Linked DNA regions of Homo sapiens: region 2 is linked to region 1. Evidence: chromatin contacts called from ENCODE Hi-C or POLR2A ChIA-PET data. All regions are on one chromosome and are shown on one strand. The core of a region is the stretch at or near the end of the contact, and the rest is flanking DNA. Distances in the headings are between cores, read along the strand shown.

Evidence for each region. A loop is a pair of places that touch in the nucleus more often than their neighbours do. ChIA-PET counts read pairs that join two places held with the same protein, here RNA polymerase II (POLR2A). Pooled maps may share reads with other maps.
Region 2: a pooled map shows a loop between it and region 1 (2.3-fold over the local background). The contact joins the promoter of TRABD here to the promoter of IL17REL in region 1. A Hi-C loop is called at or near these places in 7 of 50 pooled maps. POLR2A ChIA-PET finds 5 or more read pairs at or near these places in 5 of 52 experiments (AG04450, BJ, PC-9 and 2 more).

The regions. Positions count from the first base shown.
Region 1 is chr22:50,011,059-50,014,479 of GRCh38, forward strand. It overlaps IL17REL (interleukin 17 receptor E like), which reads right to left and starts at 1,707. Exons shown (of 15, transcript NM_001371417.1): 1 at 1,487-1,707. The coding sequence starts at 1,588. RefSeq lists silencers at 1-17, 28-77 and an enhancer at 1,592-2,192.
Region 2 is chr22:50,183,875-50,187,295 of GRCh38, forward strand. TRABD (TraB domain containing) reads left to right here and starts at 2,039. Exons shown (of 10, transcript NM_001320485.2): 1 at 2,039-2,102. RefSeq lists an enhancer at 1-326 and silencers at 1,212-1,281, 1,472-1,571, 1,842-2,211, 2,478-2,787.

The sequences.
Region 1 (3,421 bases), core at 457-2,956:
GGGCAGGGGCTCCCGCGCCCCCTCGCAACCACCGCCCTGTCCAAGGCTGCCCAGGCAGCGCCCCTACACCCACCTCCAGCTTCCCGCTCCTCTTGTCACCCCTTGACCCCTCCTGCTCAACCCTCCCCACCCCATCTTCCATGAGACCCTCCCTCAGCCCCGCCAAACCCCTCCTCTCCTCTCCCCTCCAGCACTTCCCCTCCTTCCTGGCCTCTTCCACCCGCCTCAGCCCCTGCCCTTGCCCCTGCCCCTTTCCTTGGAGTACTGAGGGTTCAATCTTGGTCCCCACCCATTCCCCAGGATCACCTGGCCGTCCTAGCGTGGACAGCGCGGTCACACCTCGGACCGGGAGGCTGCCTGCATACCCCGCAGCCGCCTCAGCAAAGCTTTCCAGCTTGCACTTCAAGGCCGCCTCCCCCCATGTCTCCCAACTCAGGGACCATTTCCTCCCAGAGGCAAAAGTCGATTCTGAGGTCTCATCTCTCGCTTCTCCTTCCCCCTCCTAGCCAGGATCCCCAGGCCTGCCCCCTCCCTGTTTTCCATCTCCACTGCAGGGTGGCATCCGGTGGACACCCCTCCCACCTGAACCCGCCCATCTCCCCTGCTGCCACCGGTTCCCACGCATCCCAGCCTGCTTTCTTCCTTGTTCCACGAATGCCCTGTGGATCTGAGCCTGCCCATGGCACCCAGCACTCCAGCCCTTGCTGCTCCCCTCCCTGAGCTGAGCCCTCTGCTGGACCCGTCTCAGGCCCTGTGGAGCTGCTGGATGTCCCCGCAAGTGTCCCCTGAGGTGACCAGGCCACCACCCTAAAGGCACATCTTGCTAACTGCTGTCCCCATGCCAGGAACGGTGCACCCAGCAGGTCCTCAGTGAGTCCTCCCTTTCCGGGACACCTTCTGTGCCCTTTCCATGCCTGTGTCCCCACTGTGCCCGGCCAGCCTTGGGCACCGGGGCCCCTTCCTGGGATGCTGGGTACACTTCCTGCTGCAGGTGCTGATGAAGCGCCCTCTCCTGTAAGGCTGAGTGAGTGGGCTGTGCAGTGAGAGCCCTCCACCCCAACCCAGCCACCTCCACTGCCAACATCTCATTCTCAGCACGTTCTCCGAGTGTTTCCTTGGCAGGTGTCTACACAAGCCCAGGTGTTGCGGGCTCCCGATGGCTCAGAGCAGCCGAGCGGGGTGGGGTGGGAGCCCCGGATGGGCTTGCGGGCTGCCCTAGATTCTAACACAGCCTCCTTGGAGGTCACAGGTGGGTCCGAGGTGGGCTCACCCTGCCTTGAGCTTCCAGCAAACACTTCCCGGAGCAGCTCGGCAGGGTCAGGCCAGGTCTCCCATCCTTCTTTCACCAGCGCTGCCCTCGGACCCCCCAGGGCCCTGCAACCCCTCACCTGCTGATGTGCTGAGAGCGTCAGGCCAGACCCACCTGAGGAGAAACCAGGGCCTTATCTGCCACAGTGTAGGGGCCTAGGAGGAGGCAGGAGCTTACCTGAGAACAGGAGAGGCCACATTCTGTAATCCGGGGGATGGCCAGGCTCTGGAAAGTGCCCCAGGTCAGGCCCAAGAACGCGAGTGCTTGCCCAGCCAGCATCTGGCTGTGCAGTGAGAGCTCCCACTGGTAAGCGTGGATGTGAGTGGGGCAAGTTTGCAGGATGCCCTGTGGCAGCGGCTCCAGGCTGACCCTGCAGCTCCAGCCCCAAAGACAAACAGAGGGTGGAGGCTGCTCTTCACAGCTGGAGCGAGCGAGACACTCCCCCTCCCGGCAAAACAGGGCTCGCTTCACAGACAGCAGCCCGGGAGACTTTCCACCGCCTGGGGCCAGAAGACTGTGGCCAGACACTTGTGGAGTTTCTAGGTTTCCAAAGGAAGCATCCAGAAACCTTGGGGCCTTTGGGGTCCGAGGACACCCTAATGGGGTTCCCCACAGGGCGGCCACTGGTGCAGAGATGGCTCCAGGCCGGCGGGATAGGCTGCCGCCGGCGTGCACCTCCCTCAGGCATGCATGAGGCCAGGAGGGTAGACAAGGGCCCTGGAAAGCTGGCTGGGCTGGCAGAGGGGTGGAATCTGTCCTGGGCACTCATACCCCAGAGCCCCTGGCTTCAGCCCCAGCCCCTAAGGGGAGCCCTCTCCTAAGACCTGAGATTCCACCCAAGTCCCTGGCCTCCACCTCCCCTCAAGATGCAAAAGGCCACCTCCCCTGTGTGGTCCTCCCTATGAGCCCCCCCCCACTCCGGAGGGCACCCCCCGAGGCTGGGAACTCTGGGGCCCAGCCTCTGCTCAGGGAGCCGTTCTGTGTCATCTTCTTATTTGGAGCATCAAATGCATAGGAAAGTTTCTGGGCAGAAGCTTACTGCTTCCCATTTGCCTCCAGCCAGGGCAGGGGGTTGGAGAGAACCAGGGTGCAGTTCTTGGGTCCTCCTGGCTCCTCCCTTCCTGGACAGGCACAGAGGCTTCTGCACCTGCCTCAGGTTCTGGGAGGGCACTGCCCCACGTGTGTGTGTGTGTGTGTGTGTGTGTGTGTGTGTGTGTGTGTGTGTGTGTCTGTGTGTGTGTGGGGGGGGGATGGCGGGAGTTAATAGCTGGGGAGCCTGGGAGTGTCTAGCTGGGGTGTTCTGCCTGGAATACCCACAGGACACCCCAAGTGTGGAGGGCGGCACCACCCCCAGGCTGGGAGAGGCTGTGGGCCTCACACTGTGGGCTCGGGTAGTCAGGAGGGAGCTTGAGAAACAAGCTCTGGGGTTCGGTCCCAGGGGAGGGAAGGCGGCAGGGGCTGCTGTGACCGTGAAGTCCTCCCTCCCTCCCACCACCCCGCACTGCCCACCTCCCTGCCTCCTGGGCCAGCACCTCGACCCTGCCCCCGCCTGGCCTAGAGCCCTCCATGGGCTGGAACTTATGCACTCACTGCTGGGCAGAGTAGATGGGGCTGAGCCCGCCCCCTGCAGCAGCGTGCCTGTGGCCACAATGCCCTGGAGAGAGTGGCTAGTGCCAGCCTCCATGCCACGGCATGGTCAGCAGCAGGCAGGCACATTTGGGGGTGGCTCAGGACGGGCCACTGTCATCCCCTATCCCAGGCTGGCTGAGCTGTAAGACAGATACTCCAGCTGGGCCTCGCCCCTCAGCCTGGCCTCCAGCCCTCCTTATACCAGGGGACGATGGGGGCTGCTGTACTGTGGCAGGGGTGTCCCAGACGATGTCCATGGGCACGGCCAGCAGGATCATTGGGAAAGGACAAATGTCCCTCCCCCATGGGCCCACTCACACCCAAACCTCTCTCCAGGCCTCTCTGGGACAGGCCCCCACCACGACACACCCGTTGCCTGAAGGCGCCATCCCAGCGTGCCGTGACGCAGGCAGGGGCTGCAGGTGGCCAGTAGTCGGTGATCTCGTGTAGGGACGGCCCACGGGGTGTGGCTGGTGCTGGTTC
Region 2 (3,421 bases), core at 789-3,288, 170 kb after region 1:
CAGGCCAGGGATCTTCCCTCCACACCAGCCCAGCACTGAGAAATGGGTGAGGTGGAGCCGGGGCGACTGCCACCCGCTGCCCTCCTGTGAGGATGTGGCCGAGATGGTCGGAAAGGCAGAATGACCACAAAGGCAGCGAACAATGAGAATCAATGGAGAGGATGTGAACCAGAGGCCCTAGGGCCCAAAGTGAGTGTCCTTCACCAAGGAGGACAGAGGCCTCTCTAAGGCCAGGCCTGGCCATTTGGGGACCAGGAAGCTGTAGGAGGGGGCGGGGCCTCTTGTGTAAGAATGCTCAGTGGGCAGCCAGCCCAGCCTGCTGCCGTGTGGACAGGCATTTTCACCCATCCGCCCCACCCCGGGAGGACCACCTGCAGACTCAGGACCAGGGACCTGAGGGGACCCCTGCAGGCCACCCGAGCCGGGGCAGCTCCTCAGAACCTGGGGCTGGGGCCGGGGCCTCCCTTCCTGGAGCCTGGAAGGAAGCAGGCTCCCCAGCACGGAGTCCTGGTGGACGGCCTCAGGCAGACCCAGACCAAGCCTGGGCGCTGCGTTGGACTCCCCCAACCCCAGGCCTGCTGGGTCAGCCTTCCAGGCTCGCTGAAGGTTCCTGCGTGGGGCAGCCCTCACTGAGGTCCTCCCCGTGGCTCCAGAGAGGAGCTAGTCCTAGGGCACTCGAGTAGAGAGGTGCGCCCTCCTCCCTCTTCTAAATGGTTCCCCAGCTGGCCCCACCTGGCCCCTTTCCCCAACTAACTCATCAGTGCCTGGCAGGAAGACACAGCAGCCCTCCCCCGGTGACTGGAGTCCTGGCCCCAGGGCAGGCCCCGCTCCAAGAACCTGATCCTTTGGCTGGGGCAGGGCCGTAGAGGTGGGCGCAGAGCTTCGGGGAGCTGGCTGTGGGGTCCGCGCATGCAGCCCGCAGGCAAACCATTGCCAGGCCCACGCCTGCACTAAGCCCAGCGCCAGCGCCAGGTCAGCCAAGAACCCGGGGTCGTGGAGGAGGAAGGAAGTCGTGGGCCCGGGATGCGCGGCCGGACCATTGCAGGAGAGCGGGGCAGGCGGACGGCGCAGCAGCTTGCGGGCAGCGAGTCGTCTGCATGCGGCGGCGAAGCGCCCGGGCCCCCGTCCGCGCCGGTGCCCGCAGCGCGCAGCAACTTGGCCGCCGGGTCCCGGCCGCCCCGGTAGAGGCTGGGTACAGCGAGGGGGCCGGGCGCCCGGGCAGGACGGGCGCGGCGGGTGGGGCCTGGCCGTCTCCCCCTGCCCTCGGGGCCGAACACGCACAGCGAGAGTCTAGCGTCGGCGTGGCTGCGGCCAGCCGGGTCCCCCTGGAGGCCTCCGGACGATCGGAAGTGACTGAGCGTCCGGGTCCGTGAGGCCGGGGGTCGGCCCGCCCTAAGACTCCCACCTGGTCCCGGTTCTCCGTCCGCTAGGCTGGCCGCGGGGCCCCTGGGGCCCGACCTTCCCGGGGTGCCCCAACCTGCGGCAAGGCCGAGGTCCCGCTGAGGCATGAGTCCCGGGTCGGGGACCGCTCTGGGCCGACCCCCGGAGGACGGACTAGGCCGATCCCCAGAGGGAAGGGGGCCAGGCCGAGGCCATGGCAGCGCGTTCCCTGATCCCGTGTTCTCGGCTCCTCGCGTCCCACTATCGGCTGTCCCTTTCGTGCGGGACTGACGGCTCACAGAACAGTTACATTTCAATATCATTCGACTGAAAACCATCCTGTGGACGCCGTGCGAGCATTGTCCCCATTTCACAGCTTGGGAGCTGCGACCAGAGAACGTGGGCGCGCCTCGCAAGGCCGTGACCGCGGCGGGACTCGAACCCTCCCTCCTGAGTGCGCGCCGATGTTCCTTAGGACCCGGGAGCGCCGGGGGGGGGGGGGGGGGCGGGGGCCCCGCGCGCTACCCCCTGGGAAGTGTAGTCCGAAGTTGCGGGCCGGGGCCAAGCAGGAGGCGCGTGGGACTACACTTCCCGGCATGCCACGCGGCCGCCGGCGCCCTCGGCCCGTCCGCCCCGCCCCGCCCCGCGGCCCCAGCCCGCCCCGTCCGTTGAGGGCCCGCGCCGCATGGAGGCCGGCTGAGGAGCGCCGCTGCCTCGCCTCGGTACGCCGCGCGGCGCGGACGGCGCGTGCGTGAGGACGGGGCCCAGCACCGAGCGGGGGGCGGGCCCGGGTCAGGGCCGCGGGGTGACTGTGGGGGGCGGGGGGAGCGAGCCCGAGTCGGGGGGTGGGGGCCGGGGGCGGGGGGGGTCAGGCCCGGGTCAGGTTTTGGGGCCGGGGTAGCAGGTCGTGGGGGTCAGGCCCGGATCAGGTTCAGGTTTTGGGGCCGGGGGAGCAGGTCGTGGGGGTCAGGCCAGGGTCAGATTCAGGGTTTGGGGCTGGTAGACCAGGGTCGTTGGGGGCCGGGCCCGGGTCAGGTTTGGGGGCCGGGGTGGCAGGTCGTTGGGGGGGCCAGGCCCGGGTCAGGTTTTGGAGCCGGGGGAGCAGGTCGTGGGGGTCAGGCCCGGGTCAGGTTTGGGGCGGGAGCAGGCCCCGCGCGTCCCCTGCCACCGCTGCCGGGAGCGGCGCTGCCGAGGAGCGGAGCCCCCCAGGGCTGGGGCGGGGAGGGTCAGCGGCGGCCTCGCGGGAAGGCGCGGGTCGGACCTCGAGTCCCAGGGTCCTCGCGGGTCGGGAGGGCCCCAGCCACCCCCGCCTGCCGCCTGCGGTGGAGCCGGCCGAGGTGAGAGTGGAGGAAGGCGGCCCAGGCCTGCGGGTCTCTGGGGGTGCTGGGGGAGGCCGAGCGGGAGGCCCCGGACCCCCGTTGTCCCCTCCGGCCCCGCTGAAACCTGGGGCTTCGCTCTTCTGTAGGTGCCTTTGCCCTTCAATTGGAGCAGAGCGGGGTTCCCATATGGGCGAAGTGGACGCCAGATCGTCCCCCGCTGTGCGCAGCCCAAACTTAAAAGGTCTTTTTAACTGAGCTATCATGAAGCTGCCGTGTGTCTTTGTCAAAACTCTTACAAGAAAGATGGAGTGGGAGCTGTCTGGGCACTAGCGTCCCAGAAACAACCAGGAACTTGTGGAGGTGCTAAGCTCCCTGCGGGGACTCCCGCAGCCTCGGTAGCCTCCAGATGGAAGCCTCCTAGCTTTCAGGTCCCTGAAGAGGCCGTGCAGGCCGCCAGGCTCACTGCGCTGTGTGTCTCTGCTCCCCGCTTGCTGCCGCCGCCCTTGCAGTGTGACTGGTGGGGATGCTGGCCAGCCTCGCCGGAGGCCCTGATGCTGTGGGGTCCGAGGAGGGGGCCTGGCAGGGTGGGTGGGTGGCAGGAGCCTGTGGGGCCCCCTGCATGGTGGTCAGTGTGGGGGCTCTGCATTGACTGTGACCAGGTCCTGGGAGGTTGGGGGCTGCCAGGTGTGCTGGCAAGGAGGCCTCGGGCTCTGGCTCAGGTG